3 separate regions of the Mus musculus genome follow, and all the other regions are linked to region 3. Evidence: chromatin loops called from intact Hi-C (ENCODE). Cell type or tissue: gastrocnemius. All regions are shown on one strand.

Region 1 (8,000 bases), 230 kb before region 3:
GCCCAACCAGTGGTCCATGGAGACCTGGATGGCTGCTTTGTGACAGCCCCACCCCATGTTTGATGGCAAAGCCTCAGTGGTCTGTTCTGTGCCTGGGAAGACAGGCTCCTCGGTGTGGCTCGGAACCAGCCACACTGGAGCTTCTGTGGCCATGTTCCAATAAAACTTTATTTATGGGTAAAGCAATTTGAATTTCATATAATCTCATGTCACAAAGTATTCTTGTGATTTTTTTCCCCCTCAACCACATAAAAATGTAAACGCCATTCTTAGATCGTGAGTCACACAAACCTAGGCAGTACCGTTTGCCAATGCAGTTTGCCAGTCTCCAAGAGGCCCTGCCATCAGCCAGGGTCATCCAAATCTCACTAACTTGTTTGCTTTGTAGAAATCAACAAGCCAGGGCCAGCAACTAAGAACACTCACAGTCAAACCCTACAACCTGACCTCATTTTCCCAGAAACCAGATGGTCGAAGGGAAAGAACAGGCTCCCCTAAGTTGTCCACATGTGTGCTTTGGCACGCATGCACATCCCACAACACACACACACACACACACACACACACACACCTGTGTTTTACATAAATAAATGTAAAATACTACACAGTAAAAAAAAATCAGCAACAGTCAGGGAAGTCGTCGAACACATCTTTAATCCTAGCACGGGAGGCAGAGGCAGAGGCAGGCAGATCTCTGAGTCTGAGGTTAACCTGATCTACACAGTGAGTTTCAGGATGACAAGGGCTACACAGAGAAACCCTGTCTCGAAAAACCAAAACCAAACCAGAAAGCCAGCCAACCAACCAACCAACCAACCAAGAGCAGGCTTGGTGACACGCTGCTCTATTCCAGTACTCCTAGGCAGAGGCAGGCAGGTCTCTGTGAGGTTGAGGCCTGGTCTACAAGAGAATTCAGGACAGCCAGGGCTACACAGCGAGAAATCAAACAAACAAAGCCCAACAAGGCTTTGACAGGGAAGCCAGGAACCAGGACAGAAGGCACTGTTCTGTAAAGAGCAAAGCTGGAGGGAGGGCTCGCACCAGCAAAATCCCTCCCAACACTACAGTAAGCTCCAGGCCAAGACTTGCACTGACAAAAGCTGCCAGATGATCACCGAACAACTGTACGGTCGGGTCGACCAACCCAATACCAGCATCCCACATCCTCACTGCTGTCAAGGTGACCCAGTGGGGAGAACTGGACACAAGCATTAAAGTACAAAGGCCCTTAACCCTCACAAAGAAACTAACAAGATGGACACCAAAGTCAAACGCAAACTTTTAAGGATTATGTAATAAAAAAGGATAAAGACTTTGTGATCTTGGGTTCTAAGAGACACGCACAAAGCACACAACCTCTGTCCTCTGAGGTCTGAAATGCAGAATATAAACCAACTCAAGGGGCTGGGGTATGGTGGAACAGCCCTTATCCAGTATAAGCAGACCCTTGGTTAGTCTTCCACATCACAAAATAATAAGATATATAAATAATCACCTCACAGTCCATGACAGTAAGAACACAATCCAATTTAAACACCAGGGAAAGGCCAGGCAATGGATGTTTACGCCTTTAATCCCAGTGCTAAGAGGCAGAGGCAGGTGAGTCAATCTCTGAATCCAAAGCCAGCCTGGTCAAACAGGGAGTTCCAGGACAATCAGGGACACTTAGAGTCTCTGTCTAAACACACACACACACACACACACACACACACACACACACACACACACACACAAACAAAAATCAAACAGCAGACCATGGTAGCCACTTAATCCCACACAGCAGAGGCATGAAGATTACCAGTACAGTGCACTAAATAGCAAGACCCAGTCTCAAAGAACCAAACAAACAGAACACACAGCAGGGAAAGGACAGCATACAGATGGCAATAAGAACTCATGAGAAGCGGACACCATTCACCAGGGAGCTCCAATTAAAACAGTAAGGGCACCCTGCACACCCGCCACACCACTGCAAGGCACACGAGTGTGGGTTCTGGTGCCTCTGGGCGGGGGTGGGGGGGGGGTGCGGGAAACAAGGGCTGTTAGCCAGACCAGGTGCCCTTGAACTCCTGAGCTCACTGTACAATCATACATTTTTACTCAGGAGAAGTAAGAACCCATGTCTGTTGTTTTTCACCTTGAAGTCCACATGAAGTTCATGGACTGGGGATTCACAGTGACACGCCCAGAGAGGAGCACTCCTCAGAAGAGAAAGCCAATCCAGAGTGGTAAAGCAGCCATCTTAAAGGATGGTCCCATCTATGAGACAGACACTCTGGGGTACAGAGTTCAGGAGTAGTTAAGAGAAGGGAGACTTCCCAGCAAAGAAGACTCAGAAATGTGTAGATTATGGGAATGTCCTAAATATCTGTAGTGACATTTGCCAAAAAGCACAGACCTAACTGGGTACGGTGCACACCTGCAGTCCTAGCACTTAGAAGGCTGAGGCAAGAGGATCAAATAAACTCAGGAGTTCAGGGGCAGCTGGCCTGGCTGGTGGGTGGGCGCCAGAGCCCACACCCCCTACTGTTACCATAGATACTGACCAAACATGGACTCTGTACTCCCAGTCAAAAGCCAAGGTCCCTATGGGTCCTTAGACCCCTCCCCCTCCCTTCTGACACAGAGGGTAGCAACATCTGCAACAGCATCAACCCTGCAGGGTCCATTCCCAGTTTACGGACAGACTGCTCAGAGGTGGATCCTGCGGGAGCCACATGCATGCTAAGGCCTCGGGTCTCCCATGCACTCCTCTTGCCTGACGACCTAGGCACTCCTGTAAGCTGAAGCCTCCACCTCTAGGGGCACTAGACTTCATCCTGGCCATCGTCCTGTCACCCAGCCAGCACCTGAGTCTTCTAGCTCAGCCTGGCCTCCACTCTACTTCAGAAGGCCTCTGGTAACATAGTCATGACCTTGGAGGGCAGCCAGTACAGGGAACGACCATCTCACTGGCCCCGCAAAATCTAAAATGGGGAAGAGGCCAAGACCCTACCTGCAAGAACAAATGACCAATAACCCCCAGCAGTGGCACCCAGTGTGCACAAGAAGCCAAACGGCCCAGGAAGGCCACACGGAGCCCCGGGGATGAACCAACAGATTGTTTTGGATTCTGCTGACCAATGAAAAATGGCCTTGTGGTTCATTTCCTAAGTGGGTGTGGGGTACACTGAGAACTCCCCTACCATACGAGTAACCCACACCTTGCCTCTGACCCTGGTTCTTCAGGATATCACACGCTACCCCTGCACACAGCAGACTTGCCTGTGAACCTCCTGAACTGCAGCAGCACCCTGCAGTTGTGGACCCTAAATATGAACCTTAGAGTCTCCCTAGATCTCAGGAGCAGACCCTGACTCCCAAGTCCTGAAGGCCCCTGGGGGGGGGGGGGTGAAGTGGAATAGCCGGGGGTGGAGCACACACAAAGACTTTAGGCCACCAGGGCCCTGTGGGCACAGCAGGGGCTGAGGGCAGGACACTGGGTAACAGGTTCCCTAAGTGGCTGTAAGTAGATCAGATCTGCTCAGGACCACATCTGACATTATCTTATATGCTAATGTCCAGAGCCAGAGCCTTTCCCAGGTCCCCTCCCATAAAAGCAATCCCAGCAGCCCTCCTCCACACGCCCGCTGATATGAGGTCCACAAAGACTTTGCCTAGTGCCGTTAAGGGAGCCCCACTGCATCACTCTCTGTGGGCACCCTGGGGAACTCTATAAAGGCCCAGAAGCAAGGAAAGATGCTTTCTGCGTGTGACCTTAAATGTCCTGAGAACACAGGTTTGAAGCAGAGTGCATGCTGGGACAGGACAAGGATGAGGAGCAACTGGCCGGCCCCAGTCAGGCAGGACCAAGCTTGATGTCTGGCCAGGAGTACCCAGGTGTTCAGTAGTGCCAACCAGGGACAGAGGGGCCTATGCCTGTCCCAGGAACTCACCCTGGCATCCCTTATGCCACGTCCGAGTGAAATCCTGCTTCATGGGGCACCAGGACCCTGCTCAGGGACAGTCAGTCGTGGAGGTCCCTGCAGGTCGGCGCCAGTACAGAGGGAAGCTTCGTGTTCTGGGATTTAACCACGAGAGCTGCTTCTCTGGACCATTTACTTCTGTTTTAGTTGTTGCTAATACGGGAGTTTAATGCTAAAATGTTCCTTCTCAAAATAATTCAGAAAGCCAATAGCAGACACACAACCCACCTCTGGCCCCACAAGGGGGCAGGCTAGCCACGCTTAGTAGGCTAAACAGGATGGGGAGGCCTCTGCCCGGCAGCCTTCAGCACAGATGATGGCTCAATGGCTTCAGAGGCTGAGAGGTCCCATGCTGCTCCACAGACAGGCTGCAGCCTTGGGCCTGGCCTACTTCTACAACTGCTAAAGATGCAGGCTTAAGGTCAAAACTTGTGGGCTTTTCCTTACAAGTGCTGTGGCAAAGAACTGGGCAGAGCCCAGAAGCCTCCACCGGGCTCCTCAAATTGGCACATTGCTCACAGTATAGGTATTCCCTCACAACTCTAGAATTTTCAATCATGGGAATATTTTAGTCCAAAAGTTTCAATTGGCCAGGCCATGGTGGCACATGCCTTTAATACCAGCACTCCAACCACCCTTCCTGTTTAGCATGGCTCCTAATGACTTGGCCCCTGCTTCCTGACTCTAGGCAAGTATATCCCTGAGTTCTGGGCCAGCCTGGTCTACAGAGTGAGTGCCGGGACAGTCAGAGCTACACAGAGAAATCCTGTCTCAAAACACCAAAATAAGGACAGGAGAGACGGCTCAGCGGTTAAGAGCACTGACTGCCCTTCCAGAGGTCCTGAGTTCAAATCCCAGCAACCACGTGGTGGCTCTCACAACCATCTGTAATGGGATCTGATGCCCTCTTCTGGTGTGTCTGAAGACAGCTAGCTACACTGTACTCATACATAAGATATATAATTCTAGAAAAAAATTAAAAAAAACCCTACTGAAGCAGAAAACAAAAGTGTCTATTACCAGGATTAAATACAAATGATGATATAAATGAAAACCCAAGGTAGGAAACCAAGAGGCTGGCTCTGGGCATAGGAAACACCACACAAGTCAGGGCAGGGGCAGCTGTGATGTGTCTGTGGCCTGCAGGCTGTTGCTTCCTGTAACGTTCCACAAGCACAAAGCCACTCAAAAGAATACGGGTTAAACTTCTCGCGGTGAGAGGAAAAAAATACTGCAAAGGGAATGGCCATAGCCCTTCAATTAAAGACAAAAAGCTCCCACGTAGCCAGGTGGAGGTGGTGCACGCCTTTAATCCCAGCACTTGGGAGGCAGAGGCAGGTGGATTTCTGAGTTTGAGGCCAGCCTGGTCTACAAAGTGAGTTCCAAAAAAACCAAAAGAAAAAAAAAAAAAAAAAAGCTCCCACGTAGAAGCAGCTGTGACGTGGGGAGACTCAAAGCAATCTCTGTTCCTCTGTTCAAAAATGCCACCTAATTTTACAACAGACACACAGGTAAGAAACACAGGTGCCTGCCCTAGGATGTCCTCAGCCTTAATCCAAGCTCTCAGTAGGGACAGCCTCTCAAACCCTCACCCAACACCCACCCCTGCTCTCAGGCGCTGGCAGGAGCCTGGCAAGCCCACCTCTTAAGATGCAGTCTATCTTTCCACCCTGGCTGACCTCTTGGCCCAAGTGTTCTGGGGCTCCTGCAACCTCCTCCCCCATACTTTCACCGGCCTAACCCACCCTAACACGTCTTCCAGACAAGCTTGCCAGGGAGTACAGGACGCCCAAACATTGTGCTGCAAATCCCAATCTTTCCTGTCCACATGCCTTCACAGTTGGGACACTGGGGCAAGGCAGTTTTCCTGAAACTTAAACCTGACACGTGTGCCAAGAAGGGGGTGGGGTGGGGGCAGAGATACCCCAACCTAGGTCTCCACCAGCCACTATTCAGAACACATTTCCCAGGGGGCCAGAGCCCAGACAACAGACTGAACCAAGGCCTGCTCAGGGAGCCACAGTGTGTCCTCTCTCATCTGGGGGCCTGAGAATCTGGCAAGCAGTGACTGGGGCAGGAAGCCAACAGCCACCACCCAGAGCACCATTGCAAGGCCGTGCTGGGGCTCCCAGGATGGCACTAGAGTTCCCTATCCAAAAAGTCCTTTAGGGGCTGACCCTTCACCTGCCATGGATACCCTCTGGGGACCACTACCCTGCAAAGCACTACAGGCAATACAGATGGTACCCCAGACCACGCTTGGCAGCCAACATATACATAGGAACACAGACCTATCCCTACTCCTTAGTCATACATACTTGCTTGACACACAGGCTCAGGGTCCAGCCACCTATCCTCATGGGGCCTCAGACACTCCAGGATACCAGCTATGTCCTGGAGGAGCAGATATAGGACACAGGATGAAAACAGGGATGGATCTCTAGCCACGCCGTGGGGAAACAGGTACAGATGAGCCAGTCTAGGACCTCACCAGATTGCTAGGGCCTTGGCTATAGCCCCTCCGCCAGGCAGGCAGCTGTGGGACTCTTGGAAACGGGCTGAGACCTCAGTGCCCTGCAGACCACCTTCCACGCTCTCACCACCTCCCACTGCCTGAGTCAGATGCAGGAGCCCAGACCTTCACTCTTTTGCTATTTATTCATGCTATTTATTCATTTCTTCAGCATATGACATGCCATCATGGGCCAGAAACCATGAGAACCAGGAGGGGTGGGGGGTGGAGGTGGCCCAGGGGTCAGGGTCATACAGGAGTGGTGATGGGTGTTTCAGGGTGGTCTTCCACTCCAGCACACTCTCAGCAGAGCCCAGTTTTGCTAGTGGGGGAAGAGATTCATCCACATTTAGTCTGTGACCAGGAGGAGGGGCTCCAAGTCCAGATAGAGAGCAGGGTCAGGGACCAGGATAATGGGAGCCTTTCACGGGCAAAGGAGAACCTCTGAAATGAGGGAACTAGAGGTAGAACCCGAGGAAGCAGCAGCCATATCAGCAGGAACCATGGTGAACAGGAAGGGGGATCCTTGCAAAAATGGTTCACTGGGCAGAATAAGGGGCAACACCTGGAAGGGGGCCCCCTGGGGAGCCAGGAGCTAGCCTCTGCCCTGGAAAGCAGGCCAGTAAGCCTATAGCATCCAGTGACCTGGCCCACTCCCTCTGGGGCTGGCAAGGCTGAATCCTCACAGACCAGCCCCTCCTCATATGACCCCAGGCTGTATGACCTGTGGCAGGTCCTGGCAGAGAGCAAAGGTGTGAGATCAGGGATTCCCTGAGAGGCCCCTGCTGTGGGAGGCCTGCTGTGGGAGGATGAGCCATCCGTGTGGAGATAGCTGCACCCCTGTGCCCCAAGCCACAGAACTGAGCTGGCTGGGTCCCGCTGGTGTGAGATGGAAGGAAATGACCTAGGCACTCAGGGGTCGGGGTCTTCCGTAGGAGTGGTTGATGGGTGTTTCGGGGTGGTCTTGCACTCAAGCACACTCTCACAGCAAAGCCCAAGTTTGCTAGTGGGGGACAGCAGCAGACTCATCCACATTTAGGCTGTGACCAGGAGGGTCTCCAAGTCCAGAGAGAGAGCAGAAGAAGGCTATGGGATAACTATAAGGGTCAGCATGGCCTGGATGTGTGCAAGGCCATTCCGGAGTATCCTGGTCACACACACACATACACAAACTGGGCAAAGGGCTTCTTCCCAGGGCCCAACAACTGGGGGACCAGCCCGGGCAGACAGGCTCTCATGGCCCCAGGTCAGTAGGGACCTCTGGCCTTCCAAAGGCCAGGAAAGTGCCTCCTTGCTAGGCAGGGGTGAGCAGTAAGGCAGAGAAAAGTTTGGGGTGATTCAGACCTGCACTTGGGATGTAGGCCCCCTGCTGTAGCCAACCCTCCCCCCCAGGAATCCCTGCTAAGGAAAGCCCTCGGCTGGGACGGGCTCGTGGCCCCTGCAACAGGACTCACGGTGCCTGCACACCTAGCGGGCCCTGCACGGCCCCCTGAGGAGACCGCTTGCCCCCCAGACCCCGAAAC
Region 2 (8,000 bases), 110 kb before region 3:
ACTGAGCTGTCTTCACACCCTCTGTGATTTTTTTTACACCGGATATGTGTTATAGAAAAAATTTTCCTGTTCCATGAGCTGTCTTTTAACTGCTTTTCTTTTTCTCATTACTTGGTGTTATAAAATAGAAAAAGATTTATTCTAAAATGTATATGGGTCCAGGATAGCCAGGGCTACACAGAGAAACCCTGTCTTGAAAAACCAAAAAAAAAAAAAGTATATGGGTGTTTTATGTATGTGTACCACACGTGTGCCTAGTGCTCAGGAACATTAATTAGAAGAGGATTAGAACTGGAGATACAGATGGTTGTGAGCTGGTTGTAAGACTGGGAACTGGACTTAGGTCCTCTGCAAGAGCAGTAAGCAGCTGAGCCAGGCTCCGGCTCCGTGGTGGTTTTGGAGGCACACTTTCTTCATTCAGACAGTGCCTGCTTCCCTGGTGCCTCACTGGTCACTCACTTGATGCTCAGGGGACAGCTTGGTGGGTAGAGTAAGGCTGAGTTAAGGTCTCCAGTTGAGCCTGTAAAAGGCTAAGCATGGGGATGTGAGCCTGTTGTAACGCTGGCTCTGGGGAGGCAGAGATAGGTAGATTCTAGGGCCTCAGTGCATAGCCACTCTGACAAAAACGGGAAGCTCCAGGTTTAGTGAGAGACTCTCTCAGAAAGATAAAGTGCAGATCACTAGAGGACCCACCAGTGTCTAACTCTGCCCTCCACAAGTGTGATCATGGGTGTGCATGCATGCACCTATCACCCCCACCCCACACCCTGCTCTCCAAACTGATGCTTATATCTTCTGTTCTCTGGGGTTGACCATCTGAGTTTCCTGTTATGTTTTTGGGGTTGGTCCTTGTGAGTTAGAACAAGTGATAAGAGACTGGGTCCAGCTTCCATCTTATGTGCATTTTCAGTGTTTGAGTGAAAAGATTATATTTTCCCAGTTGGCACCCTCCCTTGCTGAGAATCATTTCCAGACCCTCTGTTCTGTTCTGCTGGACTATATATGTCATGCTTTTGTTTGGCTCCTAGCCTTGTGGTAAGTTTGAAATTGGGAAGTGTTTATGTTTCTTAGAATTCTTTCTTTTTTTTTTTTAAAAAAAAGATTTAGTTATTAATATATATAAGTGCACTGTAGCTGTCTTCAGACACGCCAGAAGAGGTCGTCAGATCTCATTACAGATGATTGTGAGTCACCATGTGGTTGCTGGGAATTGAATTCATGACCTCTGGAAGAGCAGTCAGTGCTCTTAACCGCTGAGCCATCTCTCCAGCCACCTTAGAGTTCTTTCTCAGTGCTGTGCTGATTATTCTAAGTTTCTTGATCTGTGTTGCTTGCTTCCTCCCTCTCCTCTCCCTCCCTTCCTCCCTCCCCCCTTCTTCCTACCTCCTTCCTCTCTCCCTTCTGCTTTTTGAGACAGTCTTGCTGTGATAGCCCAGGCTAGCCTGAAGCTCATGATCCTGTTTGACTCTCGCAGTGCTGGGCTTACAAGGCCTACATCACCATGTCCCATAGTTTCACTAGGAAGTTAGTCTGTCTGTATCCGATTTCTGCCAGGAAATCAGCTGGGATTTTGAGGGCTTGTCTTCATCTGTAGAGCGTTGTGAGAGTATGGTTACTTGAATGGGACTGGGTCTTCTGGGGTTATTTTCTCATTGATTTGATTCTTTAGAGTTTCATTTTGGAGTTATTTTGTTAACTTTACTAAAGGAAACCTGCCCATATTCTAGTTGGGATTACATTGGATCTATAGATCAAATTATAGGAACTTGATATGGTGAGCTAAAATTGTGAACTTGTCTTGAGTTTCTTTTCTTTTCTTTTTTCTTTTTTTTTTTTTTTTCAGTTTTTCGAGACAGGGTTTCTCTGTGTATCTTGGCTGTTCTGGAACTCACTTTGTAGACCAGGCTGGCCTTGAACTCAGAAATCAGCCTGCCTCTGCCTCCCAAGTGCTAGGTAGGATTAAAGGTGTGAGCCACCACTGCCGGCTTGATTTGAGTTTTTTTTTTTTTTTTTTTTTTTTTAAGATTTATTTATTTATTATATGAAAGTACACTGTAGCTGTCTTCAGACACTCCAGAAGAGGGCATCAGATCTCGTTACGGATGGTTATGAGCCACCATGTAGTTGCTGGGATTTGAACTCCGGACCTTTGGAAGAGCAGTCGGGTGCTCTTACCCACTGAGCCATCTCACCAACCCCCTTGTCTTGAGTTTCTTATTGTAGCTACCACACATGCTGTGAGCAGATGTCACTGGTCCTTGCTTTCCACTGTTGTTCTCACTTATTCTCAAAGCTATGCTGCATTTTTGGTTGTTTGTTGCTAGGCTCCTCAGAGTTGCTGAGACCGGGTAGGCTTGCTCATTGCTGACCTCCGTGTGGAAGGATCAGTGTTTTGCTCTTAGGAGTGATGTCATTAAGTGTGTCGTATGCTGCTTAGTATCTATTACAGTGAGCGTATGGATTCTGTTTGTGGGATGCTGGCAAGCCCTAGCCTGGAGGTGTGGGGCTTTAGAATTGGTCTAGCCTTGAGCAGGGGCCCTAGAGAAGGGCTATCTTACCTTAACTGTGGAATCTTGCAAACACTACACAGCTCCTGAGTCTCAGGCTCCAGTTCAGTGTAGTCTGCTGTCTGCTGATTATTGGTGGGTTTTTTGTTTTTTGTTTTTTGTTTTTTTTTTTGTTTTGTTTTTTATTTTGCCTCTGGTGTGTTGCTACTGTGTGCTGGTAAGAAAAAGGAGCTGATTTTTGTGCATTTGGTCAGGCATATTAGCCATGCCCTGAAATGTGTTATTGTTACTGTTGGCTATGAGTAGTGTGCTAGCCTTCAGTTCTTATCAACAAATCAGAGAAACCAGTATTTAACATTTTATGGGTGAGATGGAGGTTGCCTACACTGTCAGAAGAGTGCATTGAGGCCCTGAAGATGCTAGTAGGACGAGACACGTCTGGTGACAGGTCTTACCATCTACATGTCCTCTGCATATCTTAGGGTATATCTTGTGTCTGGTGGAGCTCTCTTAATCCCTGGCACCCACCCATTGGTCTGCACTTACAGTTGGTATCAGCAGCTCTCTCTTAGACCTACACTGCTGGACTTTGGTGTGGCTGCTCTGTATTTGCACTTGTAGACAGAGACCTTGAGTGTCCTGTCTGCAGCATGGTGACTGTCCAGACCTCCTGGCAGCAGGTGCTTCTGCAGTCGTGCCTGCCTTTCCCATCGCTCTTCTTCTGCAGGTGTGCAGGGAGCAGCTCATTAGGCTGTCCAGTTGTCCAGCCAAGAGGCTGGCTCTTGGAGGGAAGCCTGGCTAGGGGTTGTCCAGGACTGAACTAGGTAGAGAGACCTTTTTGGAAAGTATGAGTCTTGTGCTGTGGGAGACCCCTTCCTGCCAGACACTCCAGGCCTCAGAATCTCCAGAAGAGATAACAGCCACTGTGTATTGTTCTAAGCCAAGATATAGTGTATCAGGAATAGGGTTTTATGGCATATGAGAAATCAGGAAACTAATATTTTGACATTCATAATGAAAATTAATTAGAATATAAAGGCTAAATTAAAAACTTTAGGGCAAAGATAATCTATCAGTGTCTGTCTGTCTGTCTTACTTTGGATTACTGAGTCCTAAACCTATCACTGTGTGTTCTAAGCCAGTCCCAAGTCCTCTACCACTGAGCCCCATTTCCAAACGTGATTTTACGAAAAAAATTCTGACTTTATGTGTACAGATATTCTGCTTCTGTGTATGTCTGTGTAGCATGTGGGTGCTGGAAATCGAATCCAAGTTGAATAGAAGAAGAATAGCCAGTGCTCTTAAACTCTGAGCCATCTCTCCAGTCCCTAGTTTGACTTTTAAATTTCATCAAATTTTCCAGGCTGGCTTTAAACTCATTCTGTAGCTCAGGGTTTTTTCGTTTGAAACGGGGTCTCTAAGTAACGCTGGTCATCCTAGAACTCATTTGCAGACCAAGCTGCCTTGAACTCACAGAGATCAGCTTGCCTCTGTTAGGATTAAAGGTATGCATCATTATGCCTGGCCCAGGCTAGGCTTGACATAGTGGTCCTCCTGCCTCAGTCTCCAAAGGAAGTGAAATTATATGCCTGCACTAACAGGCTTAGCTCAAATCTTAAATTTGTAAGATAACCTGTGATACTTAATTTTAAATTAAAAGTTGTGACCAAAGGTCATTCTGTATTTTGCCACAGGGCGGCGCCACATCCACCACCTGGGGAGCCAGCTGCAGCTAAACCAGCACTGCCTGGACACAGCATTCAATTTCTTCAAGATGGCTGTAAGCAAGCATCTTACCCGAGGACGGAAAATGGCCCATGTGATTGCTGCCTGCCTCTACTTGGTTTGCCGAACTGAAGGCACACCTCATATCCTTTGTTGGGTGATTACTCAAATGTTGACGGAGGAGTTGTAGGAATTGGTATTGCTATGCTAACAGGTCCCTTACTGGATGTCCCATCCCTGCTGATGCAGCGTTCCTTCTCCAAGCTTCTGTTTTAGTTGGGGTTTCTACTGAAGAGAAGAGATACCATGACCATGGCAGCTCTTATAAAGGGCAACATTTAACTGGGGCTGGGTTATGGTTCAGAGGTTTGATCCATTATCCTCATGAGAGGGAGCATGGCAGCATCCAGGCAGGCACGGTGCTGGAGAGGGAGCTGAGAGCTCTACCTCTGGACCAGTAGTCACCAGGAAGAAAGAGTGACACTGGGTCTGCTTTGAGCTTTTGAAACTTCCCCTGATGACAAACTTCCTCCAACAAGGCCATACCTCTAATAATACCACTCCCTGTGAGTCTATAGGGCCATTTTTAGTAGGTAGTCAGGCTAGACTTCTAAGTCCCAGCCACTTTTGGCAGAAGAGGAAGAGCTCATGGCTTCTGGCGTTGTTTCTTCCCTTTGCAGTTTTGTTTCTTGAGATTTCAGGTCTGGTTCTCCTGTGCACTTCCCAGGACCAGCACTAAGCTCTGCAGGCATGCACATACATCAGGGATTCCATCCTTCATCCTTCAGTATCTCCTAGCTCCCTCTGGTCCACAGCCATCTGTTCCTGTCATATGCACACTGCTTATAGCTGTTCTCTCCTCACCCCAGGGGCCTTGGTGCGCTTCTGTCTAACTGTCAACATGAGGTGTCTTCTCTCCACTCCAGTAGGTCCCTCCCTCTGACCACTTCCCACCTTGAACCTGTGTTAGGTCACTTGGTTTCTACCTGTTTCCTCTGCCTGTCCTACCTGTGTGTTAGGTAATCTTTGCTTCCTTCTTATCTATCTACTCACATTTTGGCCTGAGATAGTTTCTAGATTATATTCAACATAGTCCTTTTATTTTTGATTGGGGGTATGTGGCACACACATGGTACATGTATAGCTACATGTCAGGTTAAGAGGACCACTTATGTTGGCCAGTGGTGGTGCATGCCTTTAATCCCAGCACTTGGGAGGCAGAGGCAGGCAGATTTCTGAGTTTGAGGCCAGCCTGGGTTACAGAGTGAGTTCTAGGATAGCCAGGGCTTCACAGAGAAACCCTGTCTCAAAAAAACCAAACCAAACCAAACCAAACCAAAGGACCACTTCTGAGAGTCAGTTCTCCTCTTGTACTGTGTAAGTCCCAGAGATCAAATTCAGGTTGTCAGGTTTGTGGCAAGCACCTTTAGCCACTGAGTTATCTCCCTGGCCTCTCTGCACTTCATTTTTGAGTCAGGGTATTTCACTGAAGTTTGTCATTTTGTCTAGATGAGCTGTCCAGCAAGCCCCCAGGATGTGCTATCTCCACTCATGCCCTCTAGTGCTGGGGTTACAGATGTTCACTTCCACACCCAGCTTTTATGTAAGTACTGGGGTTCTGAACTTGGGTCTTTATGCTTGTGTAGAGCTCACTTTACATACTGAGCTCTCTCTCCGGGCCCAGCGTTCTTTAACTTCCTTCTCCTGCTGTCATCTCCTCCCTCACTCCTAGGACGTGGTTCCTGCTGTCATCTCCTCACTTCCTAGGAAGTGGTTCCTGCTGTCATCTCCTCCCTTACTTCCTAGGAAGTGGTTCCTGCTGTCATCTCCTCCCTTACTTCCTAGGAAGTGGTTCCTGCTGTCATCTCCTCCCTTACTTCCTAGGAAGTGGTTCCTGCTGTCATCTCCTCACTTCCTAGGAAGTGGTTCCTGATGTCATCTCCTCACTTCCTAGGAAGTGGTTCCTGCTGTCATCTCCTCACTTCCTAGGAAGTGGTTCCTGCTGTCATCTCCTCCCTTACGTCCTAGCACGTAGTGTGGGTGGTGCTTGAGCTCTGATGTTGCCCCTCAGTTGGCCTGTTGTGGTCCTGATGTTGTTTTCCTGTGTGGCGATGCAGTTATGACAGGCATCTGTTTTGGTAGGCATTACCTCCTCCTGTCTCATCCATGCTACCTGTGGGATGCCTGGCATTCCCCCATCCCAGCCCTTACCTGAGTACCTTAGGTGGTACTTGGGAGAGTCCTGTGCTAGAAGGTCATGGTGCTGAGGTCCCTTTGGGATTCCCTTGTCATTCTATTAACCCACTAGCAAAAGTGGAATCCTGGGTGTGGGACCAATCACAAGATGTCCTCATGGAGAAGGAACAGCGCTTATTATATACTCAAACTCATTTTTGCCATCTTACTCATCTCCTCAAAATTGTGTCTACTGTGACCCAGAAAGCAGGTTATGCTGGGGCCTTTCATTCAGGAACCTTGCCTGCCCTCTTCAGCTTGCCAGCCTGCACCTCTAATCCCTGACCCCTAGGGGGACTGAGACTTTCTGAGTCTCTGTCCTGGAACTCACTTTGTAGACCAGGCTGGTGTCGAACTCAGAAATCCACCTGCCTCTGCCTCCCGAGTGCTGGGATTAAAGGCGTGCGCCACCACCACCCGGCTAAAAGATTTCTTTTTTGAGGATTTAATTTAAGTTGGTGGCAGAAGTAGGTAGATATGTGAGTTTGAGTTTAGCCTTGTCTTCATAGTGAGTTCCAGGACAGCCAGGGTTATATAGGGAGATACTTCTCAAAAAAAGTATTTATGTGTATGTGTGTTATCTGCGTGTGCAAGTCCAGTAGAGGCCAGAAGAGGGTATCAAATTCCCTGGAATAGAAGTTACAGAGTTACAGACAGTTGTTAGCTACCATGTAGATGCTAGGAATAGAACTCAGACCCTCTGCAATAACAGCAGGTGCGTTTAACTGCTAAGCTTTCTTTCCAGCCCTCCCTCCCATAAGGGTTTATTTTAAAAGATCACTAAAGGGCTGGAGAGATGGCTCAGTGGTTAAGAGCACTGACTGAGTTCAATTTCTATCAACCATATGGTGGCTCACACTCAGAGGGAATGGGATCTGATGCCCTCTTCTAGTGTGTTTGAAGAAAGCAACAGAGCACTCACATACATTAAAAAAAAAAAAATTATGGAGCCAGGCATGGTGGCACACGCCTTTAATCCCAGCACTTGGGAGGCAGAGGCAGGCGGATTTCTGAGTTCAAGGCCAGCCAGGGCTACACAGAGAAACCCTGTCTCAAAAAAAAAAAAAAAAAAAAAAAACCCAACAACAACAAAAAAAAAAACCAAAAATCACTAATGCTTAATGAATATATTTTTGGCTGAGCATTTAACTGTATAGTAAAAGAAAGGTTACTGTGGCTTTTATTTTAACTGCCCTCAGATGCTGTTTTCAGAATGGTTTTCAAAGTTAAAGCGAGTTTTATCTATCCACGTATAAGTACCTCCTATTCTCCCGAGATTAGTAATGACAATTTTAATTGTTGTTTACTGCTTTTGTGTGCTTGTGAGCATGACCATGCACGTGTGTGCCAGAGTTTGTGTGTGCAAATCCTCTTTGTGTAGTTCCTTCTCTTTGGTGTAATTCCTCATCGCATCCTAGTTGTGTATGAGTGTCAAACCCAGCAGTTTGCTCTCTTCGGTTTGGTTCTGTCCCCACACCCTCCTTAACTTTCACACCTGATTTGTTGTTGTTGTTGTTGTTTTGTGGGTTTTTT
Region 3 (8,000 bases):
GCTGTGGTGTTAAGCCAGCTTCCCCAAAACTCTCTAAGCAACTCTCCTTTGCCCTGAATGCTAGCTAGCACAGGCCTGGCACAGCCAGTGAGGGCCAGAGCCAGGCCACACCTGCCTCTGCCTTCCACATTGATTACAGGTTCCGAATCTGTTTAGATCTATGTGGAAGACTAGGCGTGAGAGGGAGATTAGCCAAGAGTCAGGCAGGAAGACACGTGAGACCTCAGCTCATGGCAGGAAGGACACCACTGCCTGTTGGAGGGTTGCAGCTGCGCATATGTCTGCTATGAGGCACTGAGTGTGAGCACTCCATGCAGGCTTACCAGGGCCATGGAAGGGCCAGGGTTCTAGAAAGAAGCTCTAACTGCAGAGGTCTGAGGCCCCGGGCCTTTTCTTCTCTGTCACCAGCACACTCAGTGTTCATGGAGGAGACAGCAACACCCTGACTCCTCAGGCTCTGAGCTGTTGCTCTTCTGGTGGGTGAATGGCTGCTGGCTGAATGGGTGTGCACAGAATCGACCACCATGACACTCAATGTTCAGGAGGGTGGGCTGCTCGACAGAACAGAGAAGCACAGAGGGACACGTCCATGCTCATCATTCTCCCAGGAAATCCAAGTTTAAAAATCAAAGCGGGGCTGGTGAGATGGCTCAGTGGGTAAGAGCACCCGACTGCTCTTCCGAAGGTCCGAAGTTCAAATCCCAGCAACCACATGGTGGCTCACAACCACCTGTAATGAGATCTGATGCCCTCTTCTGGCGTATCTGAAGACAACTACAGTGTACTTGCATATAATAAATAAATAAATAAATCTTAAAAAAAAATCAAAGCATCAATGCCAAAGTCAGTTAACAAACCAAGAGGGTATCTGTGATGGGTGTGTGTGTGTGTGTGTGTGGGTGTGTGTGTGTATGTGTGTATAGATTCACCCTTCACCAGTAGTAGGTGACCTTCAAGAAGCTCTATAGCTGGAAATGATGTTACTTGACCATAATCTCAGGATTCAGGAGATGAAAGCAGAGTCAAGAGTTCAGAGTCAGTCCTGAATTCATAGTGAGTTTGAAGCCAGTCTGGGCTTCCTTGGAACCAAATAACCCTTATCCTAGAGACTGGCTTCAGTGGCTTGGTGTGACATGGACAGTGAGCCTTGTGGGAGACCACTGTAGGAATCTGGAAATGTCCAACATGCAGGGATAATTCCTTACACAAAGGTCCCTCCTGAAGACCAGAGGGAGGGTCAGGCTACAAGGGGCGCTTGAGTGTTGCTCCTCTGTTCAAATACCTCTCATGGCTCCCAGCTGCCTCCTGATGATGCTAAAGCCCAGTCCCCACCCTGTACCCCATTTCTCCACCTGAGGATTCCATACATTTTTTCCTGGTCCACCCTTGTCGCTCTCTACTCTCTGCCTTTTAACTCAACCCAGAGGCCACACCCCATGTGCACTTCCTGCCTCTCCCTCCTCTGTGCCCTACTATAACCACGATGTCACCCATAATTCCTGTTAAAGGATCTCTCTGAGGGGTACTGATCCATCCAGTGCTAACCCTGAGTCTGCACGCAGATGGGTCACACGATGGTCGGCTTGTGTGAAGGAGGGGACAGCTGGGAGCTCAGTCCACTAGTTTTCCTACAGCTGAGCCCTCAAGCCCAGGGAGGCTATGTTCACCTCAGGTTACAGCAGGGTTGGTACGACTTAAGTCAATGATGAAGGTTCTAGAAGGGTTTGTGGTCACATGAGGGATGAAACACACAATCCTAAAATATGCTTCTTCGATCACCATGCTTTCAGGTGCTCCCAGCACCCACCACTGGCCTCCTTCCCCACAGTCTGTGCCTCATGCAGGAACCTCTGAGTTCCTGGGCTCTACAGCCTGCTTCCAGCTCCTCTTCCATCAGAACTATAGAGAAACTCCACTAAATTCTCTACCCAATAGTAATCTCAGTTGGCCAGTCGGTCGCCTTCTGCAGCCATGAGCTGCAGCAGCCACCTGGCTCTAGACACCTATAATTTGGGAGATCAGTCTCCGAAGCCTTGCCCTAGGCTAGCCTAGCCACTTTCCTGAGGGTCTGTCAGTCCATTGCATCACGTTAAGTGCCAAGCCTGCACTGGCTAGGAACTGGAGCACGACTTAAGGGTTACAGCCATCGGAAGGGCTCCTGGCAGGGTCCAGTCCTTGCTGAAGGGATCCTCTGCCTCTCCAGTCAGCAAAGGCGCAGCACAGACCTGAGACAGCCTATGAACCCCGCCCAACAGCACCCCAGCCTCGCCAGGTATGCACCGGGCCGGGGGCGGACGCTGGAGCGCGGTCGGCTGGGCCCGCCAGAACAAGCTCAAGGACCGCGCGCACAAAGGCGCATTCCGCCGCACCCCTGCTCTCTGCCCCACGCTGTCCGCTTCCCGCCTGCCTCTCTGGGTCTCTCCCCGCCTTCGCTGGGGGTGTGTCGCGATCAGGGTCCTCTCCTCCCCGCCCTACCCCCAACTCGGGCGCCCTACCCGGCGGGCGGCGCGCAGGCGCGGGCTTGTCTGACCCCCGTGCTGGAATCTGCTTGCGGGCCCCGTCCCACCCCCCTACTCCATTCTGTCCCGAGGGAGTCAGCGGCCACGAGGGACCTGGGTGGCTCAGGAGTCCTGCCACATAGTTTTTCCGTTCCCTGGGAAACTTCCTACACCCAGTAGGCCCTTTTAGGACCCCTTCTCCCGGGTTGAGAGTTCCTTCCTTGTGTCCTTCTCACCCCCAACCTAGGAGGCAAAGGACCCCGTGGAGTTCCTATTCTGAGTTTCCGCAGCAGACGCTCTACTTGAACGAACATGGCAAGACTCTCGCACTCGGTGGCCAGGTAGACACTGGCGGTAAGGACTGACCAGGAGTGACAACACCAACCCGAGGCAGGTAGCCCACAGAAGCAGCGAGGCTCACCTCGGCTCAGTCCTCCAAGGCTCTAAGCAATGCCAGATGGCTTCCGTGGCTCGACTAGAAAAGCGTAGTGAGGCCACTTGGAAGGATGGAGTAAGTCCAAAGCCCACTCCAACCACCACAAGTGTGGAAACAGGATATTCATTACTGTCATTCTATCCAGTAAATGGGGAAACTGAGGCAAGTGATCTCTCCAGATGGCTGCGCATCTCAGGAGCTCCCATAACCTCTGGAGACCACCTCTGGTGGACTCCGGAACTAGCCCATCCCCTTGGGTTCTGAGACGCTGCCCTTGTCTTCCTGGGCTTAGAGGGTGCCTCTCCTTCCCTCTAGTCGATCCCATGTCCCAGGATTAGTTGTTGAGAGAGATTGGAGATAGGCAAACTACCACCCAGCTCACAGCGACCACGAGAGAAACCGTACTAGAAGAGTCTCGGATTTCCTTGTCTGGCTGCAGCCCTGACCGGCATCAGGCTGCACATTGGGTAGTAAGGAGTCAATCACTGCTGGTGCTAGAACTCCAAGATAGAGCCAGAACTCTAGGAGCCAGAGTTCGAGAGCCTGGGGAGTCGAGACTAGCCCCGCCTCCATCTTGCGCCTGGGCCGGGCTGGCAGGGTTTGGGCGTGGCCCGCTAGCTGGAGTTGGCCGGGATCAAAGGGCGGAAAGCGGGCCTCCGCCCACACCCACTGAGACAGGAATCTGTGGCCCAGGGGGACAGAATCTTCAGCCACATTCCGGGTGCCCGGGGCCCAGCAAGGCAAGGGTGGGGCGGAGCTGGAGTGCCAAGACTGGCATCACGGAGCGTGGGAAAGACTGCGCTACCAGCACTCAGCTCCAGCTGCCTGGGAGGCAGGCGGTAACTTTTGCCAGATCCAGGCGGTGGCCTTGCCCAATCTGGCTGCCCTGGATGGCATTAGGCAGGAGGGTCAAAGGGGGTCCACACTGCCAATCCAATTCCTGCCTGTTGTACTGGCTCTGGGCTGGTAGGGCCACAGTGGGGAGGGGGCACTGTTAGGTGGGCATTCTACAGTTGCATCAGGCAGCAGGGGTTCTTTATAGGAGTCGATGGAGTTTTGCAAACTCTCCTCCCGCTGAGTAATAGGAACCTGCCTGTAAACAGCAGCCCTGAAGCCCCTGTACTGGCTGAGGATAGACCCCTGGTCCCAGGGTCCAATTATTGCTTCCTCACACCACCATCAACCTCAAGGTCAAGTAACATTCCTGGAGTCATGCAGCAAGCTGGACGCAAGCTAGACACAAGCTGGTTCAGGGTAAACTTGGAAAATTCTGAGGCCCAAGTCTTCCAGCCCTAAGTGTCAGGACCAATGATGTCCCTTTCTCTGGCACGTGTCCTCAGTGGGAGAATGGCATCACAATACTACCTCCCTGAGTCGTCATGATGATGTGAGGTCCCAGCCAACACTCTGCCTCCGGAGCCCTCTCTGGCTCCAAGAACATGGTCTCCCACCTTATCTGTGGAGCTGGGTGCCCCCTGGTGGCCGCAGTGTTGACTTAGGTTTTAGGCTAGCTTTCCCAGCCTATGTCCGCGTGCCAGAGGAGGCCAGCTGGTCTCATCACTGCTCGTCTGGGAGAACGTACTCAGCTTGGACCTTCGGGTGACCATGCTGAAGGAGGTGTGGGTCAGGCTGAGGTGTTTGGTCCTAGACTCCGTTTTCTATGACACAAAACTTGGGAAACCCACAGTGACCTAGCATAGGGGTTCTGGGACTAGACATTTATAGCCATCTATATGGTTTGGGACATGAATACGTGGGTAAGGCTTTGGTGACTAATGCATAAGAGCATGCACCTGTGCCTGTCTGTCTACACTTAGTCTGACACTCTCTTGCTCCCAGAGCCCAGAGCATCATGATAAAGCAACTGAGCAGCTGCTGAGGAGGTTCGGGAGAGGTGGCTCCGTAGGGGCTCCTGTGGTTTGCTCCCAGAAACTGCGACAATGACACATTCATCAGGTATTGTCCCATCGTGACATGGAAATAAAACCTTTTGCATAGATTGGTAGATAGAGGCACAAACCATTTGGTAAAGTGGCTGCAATTCACTGCCCTCTTGGCTTTCTCTAGTGGCTGTTTTGTAGCCCTCACCTGGCATCTTTGGCAGAGATGGATTCCCCTACTCAGTGAGTGAGGGACTCTGAGGAGGTTGGCCTAGAAGAAGGAAAGAGGTTTGTGTGCATCTGGGGTGGGGGTGGGGGGAATCCCATCTCTTCCTGATCTTACCCTCCCTAGCCCAGCAGGCCCAGGGTAGAAGTTGTTGGGACCACAACGAAGCCTCCTGAAACTCCCCTGCAATGTGCTCAGAGGGTCCCTATGAGTCCAGTGGTTTGATAGGCAGAACTGGGTTCCCAGAAGGGAGGGAGTCGGGGCTGGTCCTATGGAGTGGTTAGGGGTAAAGAAGTTAGATTTAGTCTTACTCCACCTGAGTGCTTATGAGGCTCATCTTTCCTAGGGAGGGGACAGACAGAGAGGGGATCAATCGGGAATCTCGCCTCTTCTTGGTCTTGCCCTCTTCTCCCCTTGTCACAGATCTGTGCAAGTCATCAAGTCTCCAGTGTCACGAATAACTGGTTTCTGTGCAAAACTCTATGTTGGGAGGGCTGCATCTGGGTGAGAATGCATTACACCTGGATTTCTGAATCTGCAAATTGAGAACAATAGCAATCCGTACTTCACCCGGTTATTTTGCAAATACAACATAGGCGAAGGCTTGGTGCGCTCCTAGCATTTCTGCCTGGACATCAGGCTGCGGTCCGCCAGACGCGCATGTGCGGGAACCTCAGGAAGTCAGAGCGGGTCACTCAGGTTCGCTCTAGACAGCGAAGGCGGAGACGAAATTCTGCCCTTTACCTGCTGAGGCTCGCTCAGGGGTTGTGGACTCCCCCGCTGACGCCTGGGCAAGCCCCAGCGTGCTCCACTCTCCGTAGGGTATGGGTGGGAGTGGGCTCTTGGCCCTAGGCTGCCGGACGGCCAAGAGCTTACCCAGGAGGCGGAGGAGAAGGGGGGTAACCTAGCTCAAGGACCAGAGGCATGTGGAGCAGGTCGTGGAGCAGATTGTGACATTCCCAGCGAGAAGAGACTGGCCTGTAAGCTCCAGCTCAAAGGGCCGCGTAGGGGCTGGGGGCGTGGGGGTTGATACACTCTGGATCCCAGCCAGAAGGAGCAGCAAGTTTTAGGATCCCGGATGAGCAGGAAAGTCTCCCGAACGGCGGAGGCTGGGGGAGTCTTTTTTTTATCTGCAAGAAAAATCGCTATCCATGTGTGTGTGTGTGGTGGGGGCGCAGGACTGTGGGAACTTTCAGAGGTGATCCCACGGAAGAGTTGATAGCAGAGCACTGACAGTGCTGGGGACAGAAGCAAGCCTTGGAAGCTGGTTGAGCAGGTGTCACACACACCCATTTGTGCTCCCCATCCTGAGGCCGAGCAGACTTGGGAAAGTGGGCTGGAGCCAGGCAAGGAGCCCTCCGCTAATCTATGAGCATGTGCAAGGACTGTCATAGCCACCAGGTGGCAGGCTGCCAGGCCACTGTTGGAAACCTAAACAGATTATGTCTTAGGTCTGTCTGTCTGTCGTTCCGCACTACACCACCTCTTCCGGGTAGCAGCCTCATGGGGTCACAAATGAGGACAGAGAGAGCTTATCAGACTTGGTAAGGTGGTGTGGTGTGGCTGGTTAGGAGAGCAACTAATGAAAGGTCCTGCATATTGTGGTCATCAGGCTGGACTGCGCCAGAAAGACCTTCCTCCTTCAAAGTTCAGAGTTTACTCAGAATGTTTCCACCAAAGGCTTGAACTTGAGCTGAGCTCAGAGTGCCCATGGCAGGGTCTCTTGGATTCACCTTTCAAGTGTGTGATGTTGGGGTCAAGAGAAGCTGAGACCCCTGTGTCACTCTTACACCCACTGGGCCGACGATCTGGTGTTGGTGGGGGTCTCAGTGAAGACTGCGTGTCTAGAGGAAGCTGAGGTGAAGTTACTTTGAATCAGCAGAGCTTCCAGGGAGTGCTGGGTGTGGGCGCGGGCCAACAAACAGGGCTTGGTGGACAAGGAGCTGTCAGTTCAAGAGCTGGCTAAGGGCTGTGTTCATTCACGTACAGGGCTGCCGAATGGCTGAACTTCAACCAGACCTGGAGCACCTTGTGAGATGATACCCGAGAGGAAGAAGGTGGGACGAGACGGTGACCCAGGCTGCCCCTCCATACCTACATGAGGGTGGGCAGGCAGGGTGTGTGACCTCTCATACCCCAGTCACATCCTCTCAGGAGTATGGCATGGCTGTTCTGGTGTCACATGAGGGAGGGACAGTCACATATGGTGTCTTCACAGTTCTTTATCTTCCCCTCTAGGGACGCAGGAGCTACTGGGCTGGAGGGCTCCTTCTTTTCCTTCTCTGGTGTTTTCTTTGTATCTTTGCCCCCCAGGATTTGGTGAAGGTGGATAGAAAGTTGCCCAGAAGGCAGACATGGTCGCTCATGGCTTTAGTCCCGGGACTAGGGAGGTAGAGGTGGGTAGATCTCTGTGAGTTCGAGGCTAATCTGGTTGGTCTATACAGTGATTTCTGGGATAGCCAGGGCTATATAGTGAGATCCTGTCTTTTAAAAAAAAGTTATTCATAGGATGCATTTGAGATAAATGGCAAACATCTCCCCTTTCCCCATAGCTGGGGGGTGGGAGACTGAAGGGGTGCTATGGGGGTGGTGGCAGGCAGCTGGGGGCTGAGTGTCTCCTCAGCTGATCTCCTAGGAACACAGTCACCACTGTCTTCATCTTGTGCCTGTGTGAAATGCTTAAATCCCCCCAATTTGTAGAAACACAGCCCCCCTTTTTTATAAGCCTCATATATTCTCATCATTGATATATATCAATATATACAACATATATATAGGCAGGTGGTGAGTGTTCCCAGGTTGTTCAACCCTTTGTTCCCAGGAGATGGTGGTAGCCTAAGAAGCTGCCAGGTCCGGACCAAAGAAGAGCTGGCCAGTGGTTAGCCCAGAAAGAGGTGACATGAGACCAGAGCTCTAGGATCTGAGCAGGGGTTGTGGGTATCAGCCAATTAAGGGTCTTT

The links. A loop is a pair of places that touch in the nucleus more often than their neighbours do. Peaks named below come from ENCODE experiments on the same cell type or tissue, not always from the same donor. Only the 100,000 strongest peaks of a DNase experiment are listed, where the experiment ranks them.
Region 1: it touches region 3 in a loop (2.6-fold over the local background); 3 of 42 quality-filtered maps call a loop at or near these places.
Region 2: it touches region 3 in a loop (9-fold over the local background); 3 of 42 quality-filtered maps call a loop at or near these places.

Annotation. Positions count from the first base shown.
Region 1 is chr12:113,098,894-113,106,893 of GRCm38, reverse strand. The region is part of intron 1 of Mta1 (metastasis associated 1); the gene reads right to left. Among named protein-coding and RNA genes, the nearest start is that of Mta1, 4.6 kb to the right of the region's middle. In gastrocnemius, CTCF peaks have their summits at 2,790 and 4,195 (motif pointing right); DNase peaks (open chromatin) are centred at 2,797, 4,240, 5,992 and 7,180; H3K4me3 peaks cover 1,127 bases; H3K27ac peaks cover 5,365 bases.
Region 2 is chr12:112,984,294-112,992,293 of GRCm38, reverse strand. It overlaps Brf1 (BRF1, RNA polymerase III transcription initiation factor 90 kDa subunit), which reads left to right. Exons shown (of 18, transcript NM_028193.3): 3 at 4,202-4,377. Among named protein-coding and RNA genes, the nearest start is that of Btbd6, 12 kb to the right of the region's middle. In gastrocnemius, CTCF peaks have their summits at 4,202 (motif pointing right) and 6,742; no DNase peak of the experiment used is centred here.
Region 3 is chr12:112,872,164-112,880,163 of GRCm38, reverse strand. 1700127F24Rik (a long non-coding RNA gene) reads left to right here and starts at 4,338. Exons shown (of 6, transcript XR_873068.2): 1 at 4,338-4,551; 2 at 4,774-4,890; 3 at 5,002-5,102; 4 at 5,464-6,020; 5 at 7,030-7,097; 6 at 7,279-8,000. In gastrocnemius, CTCF peaks have their summits at 774 (motif pointing left), 4,411 (motif pointing left) and 6,438 (motif pointing right); DNase peaks (open chromatin) are centred at 2,939, 3,708, 4,415, 6,447 and 1 more place; H3K4me3 peaks cover 2,167 bases; H3K27ac peaks cover 2,296 bases.